Regions from separate parts of the Mus musculus genome. Here region 1 is linked to region 2. A link is a contact called in ENCODE Hi-C or POLR2A ChIA-PET data. All regions are on one chromosome and are shown on one strand. The core of a region is the stretch at or near the end of the contact, and the rest is flanking DNA. Distances in the headings are between cores, read along the strand shown. Region 1 holds the start of Exosc3 (exosome component 3). Region 2 holds the start of 1700055D18Rik (RIKEN cDNA 1700055D18 gene).

Region 1 (6,475 bases), core at 398-2,897, 310 kb before region 2:
CCAAGAAAAAGACCCTTTTCAAAATACATAGGGGATTCAGCACCCCAAATCCAATCTTTTCTGGAGAACTGGCGTTTTTAAAGTCTTTGAAGAGTCTCTCCCCCCCCCCTCCCCCAAATGTAGGGTTGGTCGATTTGAATAAAGAATTGATGGTGAATTAGGCCAGAACTGTTGTGTAATGTGTCCTGTGCAGGCCTTGAACTTGTTCAACCGGCCCATCAGCAGGGGGCTTGCTGTTGTTGCAGGTGAGAGTTAAAAGTGTGGGGGTCCCTGCAAGCTCTGCTGCCAGCGGATCCCCAGAAAGTAAGAAGTAAACGTGGTTCAGCATGACTTAGCCGGGCTGGTACAAACTTCGGGAGTCTGACTCCAGTTTATTTTTATTTATTTATTTATTACTTATTTAAACAGTAAAACTTTCAAAAGAAAAAAAAAAAGGTTTTCTTGTGACAACTATTACCACAAAGCTTAGGACACGGTTATATCTAAACTCCCTTGCAAAGTGCATGTTTTCTTGAAAAGCACCATGACCTCTTCCACAAGAGTGGGTTCTGTTGACTGAGAAAACATGCTCAGGAGAAGAGCCTAGGGAGGAAAGGTTTTTATAATCATAATAGCAAACTCTTTTTCAAATCCATGAGATCTCTCTTATAAGGATGGAGTCTATGGACTGGAAATGCTCAGGAAAAGGGGGATTCAGGTGAGAGCTAGCTCCACAGAATGGTAAAATTACCTGGTATTCAACAACCTCCATTCCAGCCTTCCAAGTGAATAGCTGTCAATTTCTTCCATTGAAGAAAAAGATCTGCATGTTTAACAATTCTGGTTTCTATAGGACTACCTGGAAGCACATGCCCTCCTACCCTCTACACAAAAGCCTACACAGCCTTTTTTTGAGGCTGCTAAGCTTGTATTGAGTTAGGAGGTTGAGGTTGAGGAAGAAGTTAGCCAACTTGACAATTCATCACCTGTTACCTAGCCGTGGCTCCTCTCCTTATCTGCCTACCTCGGAGTCTTACTCTCAGTCTTTCAATAGCACTAATTAACAACTTGGCTGGGGCACTTGTATTTCAGTTGTCCCTTATATCCAGGGATTAAATGGCTTGCCAGCATTTTACCAAATTTGCAGGAATTGTGATGCCCCTTCCCTAAAAAAAAAATCTATAAACTCGAGTTGGCAGCAAAGCATCAAGCAACTGATCTCAGTCAATGCCAAGGCCTTCAGTGCTGTTGGAGAACTGAATCAATTACTCATTGAAGATGCCGACAGAGAAACGCTGGTTTCACAGATAACCCCAAAGTCAGAAAACTGTAAGTTCTTAAGTTCTTGCACATTGTGGGTTTTGGATTTAACAGTTTCTCACATAGCTGTTAGTGTGCTCCCAAAGAAGTAGCTGGGAGAATTCCTGAGTTACCGATGTTCCCAAGCCACTGAAGAGATGAACTCAAGTAGGTGAAAAGGTGTGATGTGTGTGGGAGGAGGTGGGAGATTGTTACATTAGGTACCGTGAAGCTACAGACACAGGGCAGGGAGTAGCACCCATGGGATGAAGCGAGTATCTCCCAAGCTCAAGTCCAACTCAGAAAGCCCACAACCACCGGAAAGAGATGACCCTGGTGGGCGGGTAGCGGAAGCGGAAGTAGATACCGGAAGCTGCGATGGTGACGCCTGCCATGGCTGAAGTACTGTCCGCGGGACCGGAGTCGGTGGCGGGCTGCCGAGCACGGGCCGTGCACAAGGTGCTGAATCAGGTGGTTCTCCCCGGGGAGGAGCTGGTGCTGCCGGACCACGAGGACGTAGACGGCCTTGGCGGCGCCGGGGAGCAGCCGTTACGCCTGAATGCGGGTGCGCGCCCGAGGCTGCGCGTAGTGTGTGGCCCAGGTTTGCGACGCTGCGGGGACCGTCTGCTGGTCACCAAGTGTGGCCGCCTGCGTCACAAGGAGCCCAGCGGAGGCGGCGGCGGCGTTTACTGGGTGGACTCGCAGCAGAAGCGGGTGAGCGGATGTCGGAGAGGCGGCGCTGCCGCGAAAGTGGGCCCCCTGCAAGCGATCATAGGTTAAGGCGAATCTAGAGCCGCGGTGGCTTCTAGCCCCCTCTCTGCATCTTCTTTAGAGGAACCACAATAGGAACACATCCTGAGAAGGGTGACAGGAGAGAAAGGTTCCGTGAGATCTTGTCTTGAAAAACCCAAAGCCTCGGGGTTGCCATTTGGTGTCCCAGTTGCAATGAGTCCAAATAAATCACAGGGAATTAAAATTCCCATAGAATAATTAAGAGCTTTCACTTAGGAATAATGTCAAATGGAGTGGGTTTCCTTGAATGTAAAGATTCTTGTGCCACCAGACTTGTAAAGGATGCTGAGAAAACTTGAAACTTGATCAAGTGTGAATTAGACGTTCATAAAGTTGGACTGGTGCGGGCCGGTTTTGTAGTTGCAGCTACATGGGGAGTATGAGTTGGCTGGATAGGTTGAGACCCACCCTGATCAACCTAGATGAAAGTTTCAGAAGATATTTTGTAATGATATTTGTATTATTTATGACTGTTCTTTCATTCTGCTTTTAGTATGTACCTGTGAAAGGGGACCACGTGATTGGCATAGTGATCGCTAAATCTGGAGATATATTCAAAGTTGATGTTGGAGGGAGTGAGCCAGCGTCTTTGTCTTACCTGGCATTTGAAGGGGCAACTAAAAGAAACAGACCAAATGTGCAGGTAATAATGGGAGTCTTTGGTTTCAACAAGAAAAAATATCCACTCCCGAGAAAGTTAACTATCCAGAGGGCTACTTGAATTGTCTTCAAAGCATAAACCAGTTCTCCAAGACAGTTTATAAGAGTTTCTCAGGCGCTGCGGCTCCAGAAGTATTGCTGTATGTCATGTTTGCAGCCTTGGTTCTTTTCTACCGGGTTGAAGAGTTACATCTGCTATCCCCCTCCTTACCTGTCATGTCTGAATCCACCCCATGAGGAAAATGGCCCTAGTCTAAGGGCCATGGGCACTATTGGCTATCTGTTCATCATGGCTCTAAATCCTTGGAGCTGGAGCTGACAGAAGAGTAATCTTGTTTCTGTAGGTTTTCAGGTTGGGCTTTCTGGGTAGTTTAGCCATGTTCTTCCTGAACACCTGAGCCAGAAATGTGCTGGCCTCTCTGCTGCTTTTTCTTCAACTCTCAAGGGTCTTTAGTCACTCAATCTTATTTGTTCCTTCTCTTATCTTTTGTATGCCAACCCCTTTGTCTCACTTTTGACAGGAGCGGGCAACAATCTTATGAACTCATTAAAAAAAAAAATCTCATTAAAAAAAGGATTGTTCAAATCACACAGAGAGCATTGTACTCAGGGGTCTTTCCTCGTGGTTTCTGTTACTTCATGGAACCATATTTAAGCTTCACAGTGTAACTGGGCTTTGTTTCCTTCCCTTGGGTCTTTATTAATGGTGTTCCTGTTTGGAGCTGTGTCCTCAGCCCTAGGAGACATCACCTTTGAGGTCCAGGCTGACTGAGTTGATGACTGTCTCATCGTCACTTGTCCTGCATATTCACCACACACTGGGTTCATTCTCATTGCCCTGTGCAGGACCACATGCCCAGGAAGCCGGAAAAGGTGTAATGATTCCCGCTAGGTTTTGTAATCACCCACAACAGTGGGGACTTACAAGGCATTTTTAAAGTATGCACAGGAAAGTGTGCCTACATGTATGTTTTTGCACGCTGTGTGACAGCTTCTTGTGGAGGTCAGACAGGAAGGTCAGGTCCCCTGAAACTTGAGTTATGACAGGTTGTGAGCAGCTACACGGGTGCTAGAAACCAAAGCTGGGTCCCCTACAAGAGCAGTAAGTACTCTTAGCCCACGAGCCATCTCCAGCTCAACAGTGGGTATTTTTAATGTTGAAGAGAACAAATTTATTGTTTCCTTAGCTTCATTTTAAAGTTCAGTTTTGTAACATTTTAAAGCAAATTTTCCATGAAGTAGTATCTGAATTACCATTGTCCTGTTTTCTTTTGAATATGGATATCATGAGTTTTTTTCCTCTAGACAAACATGTAATTTGTTAGTACTGATAGAACATTCTCCGGTGATGCTGTTTGTTTTTATATCCACACTGACGTGTGCAGTTACCACTAGTTACGTGTGGCTGCTGAGCAGCTGAACTGTTGAAGAGTGGAATTTTATATATGTTAAGTAGATACAAGGCTAAATTAAACTACATGTAAGTTGGGCAGTACAGTCTTGAAGATTGTTCTTAGGCCTTGGAATGGCTCCTGGTTGGAGGGTTTCATGGTGTGTGGTGGGAGGGCTGAATTCTGAGGACCATCAGTCCCTTAGTGTGACAGCTGTGGGTCCCTGGCATTCTTGCCCATGGATCAGAACCAGCAGCAGCAGCTGTAGGTTGTCTGGATGAAGGGAACTGAACTTTGGTTTTAATCTTACAGGTTGGAGATCTCATCTATGGCCAGTGTGTGGTCGCTAATAAAGACATGGAACCAGAGATGGTCTGCATTGACAGCTGTGGCCGCGCCAATGGGATGGGTGTGATTGGGCAGGATGGCCTGCTCTTCAAAGTGACGTTGGGCTTAATTAGAAAGTAGGTTATGCTGCTTATTAACTGCCCTGCCTTCTTTAATGACCTGTTTACTCTGAGAATTTCGTAATGGTGTTTTGTTGGTCATACTTGCTCCCCATTCTCTGTAACTCCTTCCAGGTTCCTTCCCCACTTTCCTCCCCTCTCCACCCTGTCTCCTAAGTTTGCCCTTTTTAAAGACAAGCCACTGAGTCAAATCTGTGCTGCATGTATATTTGTAAAAAATGGGGCCTACTACCAAAGTGTGACCAGCCTACCGTGAAAGGGGCACTGAGCTGGGCACTGTGTCCCAGCTACTCGGGAAGGCAGGAGCGTTCTCACACCTACAAATCTGAGACTTAGTTTACATGACCTAGGTAGACTTCCTCTCCAAATACAGAGGCATTGTGTGTGTGTGTGTGTGTGTGTGTGTGTGTGTGTGTGTGTGCGTGTGTGTGTGTGCGCGCGCGCGCGCACACACGTGCATGTGCTCAAGACCGGGCAGAGACATCAAAGCAGCAGAGACATCAAGTCTTGTTTTGGGACGATGCTGAGCGGACTTTGCGTAGTCACAGAGAGCCACTCAGAAAGAAATTCCAGAAAAGGAACCTTGTTTAGGAGACCCAGAACATACACTTTATTAAATTTCATTTTCTTTCATCTTTCCTAACAGGCTATTAGCTCCAGATTGTGAAATTGTGCAAGAGCTGGGAAAACTCTATCCATTGGAGATTGTGTTTGGAATGAATGGAAGAATATGGGTCAAAGCTAAGACCATTCAGCAGACGTTAATTTTAGCAAATGTCTTAGAAGCTTGTGAACACATGACAACAGAGCAAAGAAAACAGATCTTTGCCAGACTGGCAGAGAGTTGACATATAAATTTTCTTAATGGATATTTTAGTCAAGACTGAGTTTCCTGGGGAAATTTTTTTTTCCAGGTGAATTTCTTCCTGGCAGATCTTTAGAAGAAGCATATTATTTTACTAGAATTGAATAAAATATTTTTGTAAGAGATACTGGTTGTCAATCATGTATAGATGAGAAAATTATAAAAACTTTTATATAATAAACTTTGTTGGTAGTGTCTATATTTGTAGTTCTACAGTACAGCTTCTAAAGTGAGCTGGAATGCAACACTAAACCTGTTTTCTGGTTATAATCGTAAGCCTTCCTTGCCAGAGGGAATGTTGAACACATTAATGAAAGCAAAGAATAAACCCGTCTGTAATCCCAGAAGCCAGTGGAAGAGTACACAGTAGCTCATACTTAAGCACTCACTGTGTGAGAAGTATTGTCCCAAGTGTTTCACACAGTTACCAGGAATTCTCATTGCTGGTAACTGCAGAGAACACTCAAAGATACTGAGGCACAGACTGTAACATGGCCTGAAGTTTAACCACTGTGTGTGTATGTTTTTCAAATTGGAGTTAAAAGTTGTTGTAACTTATACTCTGTCTGGTCCAAACAGGATATATTTCTTTCATGGCTATTATAAAAAACTTCAGTAATTACAAATATTTCACTTCATAATTAGTATTTTTTATATATATTCAGTTTTTTTTTCCTTAGATGTAATAGTATGATGAAGATTTTTAATCCAAGGCTGGCTAAACATCATTTAACAGAATTCCCACAATCTTAAAAACCTACGAGCTCAGGTTTTGGATAAAGAGGAGTGTTTAGAGTTGGAGGAAGATTCTGTGCTATCTACGTTATGGTAAAACCTCCACAGGGAAAAGTGTAGGCTGGCAGGTGGTAAGAGCTGAGGGGTTCTCAGTTCAGTCAGACCTCTGAGAATGAGTTATGGACCCCTGAAGCCTATGTGGCCCAGTCCCTTAAAGGGCTTCCCTGAGGCCTTGCCTATCCTGCAATAAGAGTAACACAGAAGGTGGATCAGTATGCTTCTCTGTC
Region 2 (6,543 bases), core at 819-3,318:
AGAACAACAAAGGTGACTTTGCTAAATTGATGCTTTTAACTTTGTTAATGTTAAGTCACAACATTCTTGCAATATTCTTTAATAAAAAGATGAATTGGGGCCAATGAGGTGGTTCCGTGGGAAAAGGCACTTGCTGTGAAAGATTAGCAACTGAGCTCAACCCCTATAAACATCAAAGCGGAGACAGAAACAACTGCAGCAAGCTTTTCTCTATGTGCTGAGGCACCTGCATGCATGCACATGTGCACATACACACACGTACAACAATAACAGTAATAAATGAAACATGGCAAAAAAATTTAAAATAAAAACAAAGAGCTAGGCGGTGGTGGCACACGCCTTTGATCCCAGCACTCGGGAGGCAGAAGCATGCAGATTTCTGAGTTTGAGGCCAGCCTGGTCTACAAAGTGAGTTCCAGGACAGCCAGGGCTATACAGAGAAACCCTGTCTCAAAAAACAAAAACAAAAACAACAAAAAAAAGAATCAGTGCTTTATATTAAATCTTGTTAAACATATAAGTGTTCTCATTTTCATGACATTTATTAAATCATTAAAACAATTACCAAAATAACACATATTGGATGTATACTAGTATAAAACACAGAAACTATGGATAATAAAATTGTAGTAACCCATAATCTCACATCCCTTTAAGAGAGCCATTGCTAACATTCTGTTTCATCTCTTGGGTTTATCTCTGTGCATATGCACTTTTTCTTCTTTAACAGGGTCTTACTATATAATCCTGCTTGGTCTGTAACACATTGTGTAGACCAGGCTGGTCTCAAACTCAAACTCATAGTGGTCCATCTGCTTCTGCCTCCCAGTACTGGGATAAAATGTGTGAGCTACCACACCAGGTTCTATTTTTGTGTAATTATTATTCTACTGTATTCGGCTCTGTATGCTCTCTTAAAAAACATTTTGTAGTGGGAGTGGATGGTAGAAAAGGGAGAGAATGTCAGGAGCTAAAGGGTTAATCTGGAAAGGAAACTGGGATGAGGGAAAGGGGAGGGTATTGAGGGCATCCTCTTCCCCATTTTAACTGGTCAATAAAGGCTGAGGCCTGTAATTGGGCAGGGGAGGGGAGAGGTGGGAGGTCTTGGAGAGTAGGGACAGGTAGAGAGGAGAAGGGAAGGGGAGAGGACTGAAGAAGAGGAGGAGCAGAACCACGTGGCCAGGAGAAACTGCAAATAGCAAAGGGTCTCGCAGCTGGGGAATAAGTTAGCACAGTGCTAGAGCTGTCCAGTCTAGGTACATAGCTTATATTTATAACTGGATTGTGTGGTTTTTATATGGGTTTATTGGGGTTGGGAACTGGTGCAAACTAAGGATGGATGAAGCCCTAGGAAACCCTATTAGCTTGTGAACCAACTAAGAATTTTATACTATCCTTCACTTGGGAAAAGGGATTGCTTGCTTATTAATTGACTTAGTAGGGCTCATCCCTTGTGGCCTGTCCATTCTCACGCAGGCGTGAACTGAGCACAAGGACAGCTGAGCCCAAGCCAGGAGGTAGCTTTAGTCTACGGTTTGTTTGAATTCTTCCCAGGACTTTCCGAAACCATGGTGATAAGCCCAGTAAACACTTCCTCTTCCAAACTGCTTTGTTCAGTTTTATCAAAGTAACAGGAAAGCTATCTAGAACACATAATCTTGATTTTACTGCTCGGTGGTATACCGCAAGAGGCCAAGGCGGCAGCCGGGCCTTCCTCTTTCCCACCCGGTCCAGCAGACTCTTTTGCGGCATTGATAAGAGGGCTGAGCCCTGAAGTTTTAAGGTGGTGGCGACTGTAAACTTGATTCTGGAGTTGATGGCTTGGTGGGCACACGTCGGACTGAGTTCCGACCCTCCCGTTGCTATGCTGGACGTCTGGGCAACTGAGACGCGATGCGGGCGACGATCCACCCAACCACCATTAGACCGACGGCATTTCCTACTCATTGTGAAGCTCGCCATTCGTCTCACTCGGCTTCTTGGGGTTCCGTTTACATCTTTTCTCAAACCTACAAGTTAGAAGTAATCTCCAGCTCACAGCGAGAGGAAGTCACCTGTCCTTCAGACTCCAGGTCACAGTCAGCGCGAGCCAATGGAGGGACTCAGGGCTGGCAGTAGTCATTGCGATTGGCTCAAGTAGACGGAAAACACTAGCTTTCCTTATTCATGCTGAGTTCTGATTGGGCGTGACATAAAATAGCTTTTCTACAGGCCAAACCTGGTGTTGCTAAGTGATAAGTCCCGCCTTCAAAGATCTTTGAGAACAGTTTTACGGGCTGTAAGGCAAATTGTGATTGGTCAGAGCGCTCACGGATGCTGTGGTAGTAAACACAGCCGGGGTCCTGGGATGGCGGATTGGTCAGATTTTCAGAACGTCACTCCTACTGTGGCCCCGCCCTCCTGATGATTGGCCATTGGAGGCCTGTGGAGGCGGTGACATGGGTACCTCACATCCGTTTACTGTAGGCCTCCGCCGGGTCCTCAAAGAACCGCGCGAACGGGCTGAAGGAGCCGGGAGCGAGGGGCGGGGCGGGCGGAAGTCACAGCCGGGGAAGCCAGTCTGGACCTTCCCGCCTCCTTCCTCAGGGTCGGTCCGAGCGGAGGAGGGCCACCGCCTCCTCCTGCGAGGAGAAGGGGGGCGGAGCCCGGCTCAGGTGAGGCGACCCTATCAGCTAGAGTGGCCTGGGCGCGCGCGCGCGGGGCGCGCTCACGTGCAGGCGGTTGTGCACCGGGAGCGCGCCGAGGCATCGGGGAGCGCGCAGCCGTTCCGGGGCCGCCTGTCCACCCTGTCTTACTGCTGAGGGGTATTGTTACCCTTCGCCTCGGTGGGGCCAGGAGGGTGGTAGCTCAGTTCTTGTGCGCAGGCGTCCCCTGTGTCCCGACGCCCGGCTGTCGGTGCGGGGTGGGCAGGGACTAGTGCCCTGCAGATCTGCTGCTGGACATGGAGCCTCTCGGGATGCTGTGGGAACCCGCGCTCGGGATCTGCATCCTAGCGGGATGAGCCGAGGAGCGGCTGCCCTGCGGGATGGAGGCGAGTGGCTCTCTTGATCCTGCCCTGGGTCCTCCTGAGCGATGAGGTTTCGTTTCATCAGAGCAAGGCCATAAGCTGTCTGGATTCGGGAGCCAGCGGCCGACGACAGGGGTGGAGTCAGCGTTTGGGAATGCCCCAACTTGTTAGACAAAAGTGTTTAGTAGGCATTTATTGAATGGCCACTTCTTCCAGGCTTCGTGCGAGGAGCTGTGGGGTGCGGTGGTAAGAGACAGCGGTCCCATCTTCCCCTGGAGGACCGACTGCTTAGCACATAAACAACAGTAGAAATAAGGGAGCGGTTTAAGGGTTTCTGCTTTGTTTTGTTTTTCTAAAGTGCCACTTACTATGGTCAGTCTGCGTCCGAGCATCGTGGCGAACACTGTAGGAACCACATTTTGGTTATTTTTATTTTTGGAGGAAAATTTTTGGGTCAAAGACTCTTGATTACCTTAGTAGCGTGATCTGAGTCTAGGTAATTAAAATTAATAAAATTCGCAATTTTCAAGGACTGAAAGAAAAACATTTCCAAAATATGTTCTTGTACTGCTGAGTTGAATTTACATACATTTAGGTTTTTAGAGATTGAAGGGAATACTGTGCCTTACTCGTTCGTGATTTGTCTTTGTATGACATGTGTACTTTATATGGTTTTAAAAAGTGGACCGGGCACTTCGTTAGTTTGCTAGAGATTTTTGCTTTCATTTTCTGAAAAGTCTCGTGGTTGGCAGTAAGCTAAAGGCTTACTGGGTAGGGGAAAGGAGATGGGCAAAAGAGAGTGTTAAGAGAAAAGCTTGCAAGCTAAAGGAAGGCCACTTTAACCCTTCTGGAAATCTCAGCGAGCTTGGGAAGAGGAGAGACAGAGCTGGCCTCTGCTGCAGCCTTGGTGACCCGCCAGGTAAGGTCAATAGATCGAGGGCTCATTCTGGGCACTGGGGTTTTGCTAAGTAAATGGAAGTAGGACTTTGTGAGAAGTCTGTTTTCGGAAGATTTGCTTTTTTTTCCCCCTTCCCTAAAAGTTGGGTGAAAACAAAACTTTTTTTTTGTCTGCTGGGGTGCTGGCCGTTTTTTATTCTAGATGTGTTTCCAGCAGAATTCTGCTGAATTGATGAGTAATGAGATTTTGGGGAAAAGCATTTTAAAGAAGGGGTGTTTCCCTAATTTTAAGGGTCAGTGTGTTCAGAAGAGACTACTCTAGACTATCCAATTAGAATTAAATTTAATTAGAATTTTTTAAAAAATTATTTGGACAGCAAAATGCACTTTTTAGTATTTAAAGTTCTTAACATTAGTTCCATCCTATTAAAAATCCTGTGCTGAGTGAGCGGCAGACGGTGCCTCCGTGCTGATAGACTCCTGAGTCAGCCTCCAGTTTTCCTAAGAAAGGGGGAAAAAAAGAACCCAAAATACAGCTTCCATGTTAACTTGCAACTCAGCTGATTTCTCAGAATGTAAATTAGCTGTAAATGCGTTTTCCTTGTGTTAGTTGTGAGCATGTGTGCTGACTGCACCTGCCCTTTATTAACAGGGATGCTATCTGCTGACTCCCTCGGTGTGGCAGGTGGGATGGGGTGCGAGCAGCACCACACTGTCTGTCTAAGGTGACTTCCTATGCTTAAAGACCAGACGCTTAGAATTCCTGCTCCTTACTGTTTCCTGGGCATGCCTTGGGGTTTTAGGTATCGTTCTTGTGGCTAAAAAGTTTTTATTATGGCAACTGGAGAGATGGCTCAGTGGTTAAGGGCAGTACCTGGTCTTCTTTTGATGCCAGCACCCACATGGTAGCTCACATTTGTAACTCCAGTCCCAAGGGATCTCACACCTCTTCTGGCCTCCCCATGCACATGGTGCATAGACAGACTTGCAGGCAGCTGAACGACCAAGCCAGCTCAGTCAGTCGGCGAGGCTGAAGCGGCTTTATCTTTTTCCCAGCCTGCTTTTATATCATTCTAGGCTCATCCAGACACATGGTCAGTTCTTAGATCAAAGACAAAGGAATAAAGCGAAGTAGTAAGCAAAGAGATCACGCAAGGTGGTAATCAAGCAAAGCAGTCAGCAAAGCCCCATGGTCACTGTTTCTGATATTCTTATCTGAGCCTACTTCCTGGTCGGATCCCAGTGAAAAATGCCAAAGTCCTAGAAGTGGCACCAAAAGATCTCAACAACTGAAGGAAATGTTTTCAAAAGCTTTTGTTACTGGCCCAAACAGACTAGGAATTATGTTGGAGTACTGACTTGATTGTAACATAGAAAAGATGATAGGATCTTAGTATTCCAGTTTATTTTATCTGTAGATAACTTTCCTTTTGATCTCCTATCATACTTGAATACGTTATGGTTCTAGTAGTTCAATTCTAAAACTTAAGTTTAAAAAGTAATTTGTTAGCTGGGCGTGGTGGCACACGCCTTTAATCCCAGCACTCAGGAGGCAGAGGCAGGCAGATTTCTGAGTTCGAGGCCAGCCTGGTCTACAGAGTGAGCTCCAGGACAGCCAGGGCTATACAGAGAAACCCTGTCTCAAAAAAACCAAAACAAAAAAAGTAATTTGTTTATATTTATGATGGTTTGTATATTTTCGGACCAGGGAGTGGCACCATCTGGAGGTGTGGCCTGGTTGGAGTAGGTGTGTCACTGTGGGTGTGGGCTTAAGACTCTCATCCTAGTTGCCTGGAAGTCAGTCTTCCACTAGCAGCTTTTGAATGAAGACATAGAACTCTCAGCTCCTCCTGCGCCATGCCTGCCTGGATACTGCCATGCTCCCACCTTGATGATAATGGACTGAACCTCTGAACCTGTAAGCCAGCCCCAATTAAATGTTGTTTTTTATAAGACTTGCCTTGGTCATGGTGTCTGTTCACAGCAGTAAAACCCTAAGACAGAAGTTGGTAACAGGAGTGGGGTATTGCTGTGATAGGGCTGACCATGCTTTTATTTGAAAGAATGTGGATTTTGGGACTTTGGATTTGGAACACAGTGGACTGCTTTAAATGGGGCTTAATGGGTCATCCTAGTAGGAATATGGAAGACTTTGTTGCTGGGAGTAATTTGAACTGTGTTGACCTGGCCCAAGAGATTTCAAAGGAGAAGAATTTCAGAATGTGGTCATAAAGACAGTTTTTGTGGTATTTTGGTGAAGAATGTGGCTACTTTTTGCCCTTGTCTGAAAAGTGCCTGAGGCTAAGGTGAAGAGACTCAGATTAATTGCATTGACAAAGGAAGTTTCAAAAAAGCCCAGCAAAGACTTTGTTCTCTGGTTAAGTCTTATGAAGAGAAGTTTGAACAAGCATAGCAAGCTTAGAAAGGAAAAATATAAATTATATGGTTCGAGTATTAAAGGCATACATACCAGGAAGTGAAATGAAGCAAAATCCTGTGTTCTAGGAGATAACAGATTAAGGGAGTGGGACCTTGGGGCAAGATTCTATCTAGCTAAATTAAGATCCAGGCATGGTGGTACACACCTTTAATCCCAGGAGACAGGCATGCTGATCTCTGCATTCAAGGTCAATCTATAG

Evidence for each region. A loop is a pair of places that touch in the nucleus more often than their neighbours do. ChIA-PET counts read pairs that join two places held with the same protein, here RNA polymerase II (POLR2A).
Region 1: a map of T-helper 2 cell shows a loop between it and region 2 (2.2-fold over the local background). The contact joins the promoter of Exosc3 here to the promoter of 1700055D18Rik in region 2. A Hi-C loop is called at or near these places in 1 of 37 maps with a recorded cell type or tissue (T-helper 2 cell). POLR2A ChIA-PET finds 5 or more read pairs at or near these places in 3 of 5 experiments (Patski and embryonic stem cell).

Annotation. Positions count from the first base shown.
Region 1 is chr4:45,315,788-45,322,262 of GRCm38, reverse strand. Exosc3 (exosome component 3) reads left to right here and starts at 1,647. Exons shown (of 4, transcript NM_025513.4): 1 at 1,647-1,992; 2 at 2,564-2,713; 3 at 4,434-4,585; 4 at 5,235-5,650. The coding sequence starts at 1,672. The coding sequence ends at 5,436. Trmt10b (tRNA methyltransferase 10B) reads right to left here. Exons shown (of 9, transcript NM_027266.4): 9 at 6,132-6,475.
Region 2 is chr4:45,008,335-45,014,877 of GRCm38, reverse strand. 1700055D18Rik (RIKEN cDNA 1700055D18 gene) reads right to left here and starts at 2,068. Exons shown (of 1, transcript NR_166789.1): 1 at 527-2,068. Zbtb5 (zinc finger and BTB domain containing 5) reads left to right here and starts at 2,466. Exons shown (of 2, transcript NM_173399.3): 1 at 2,466-2,654.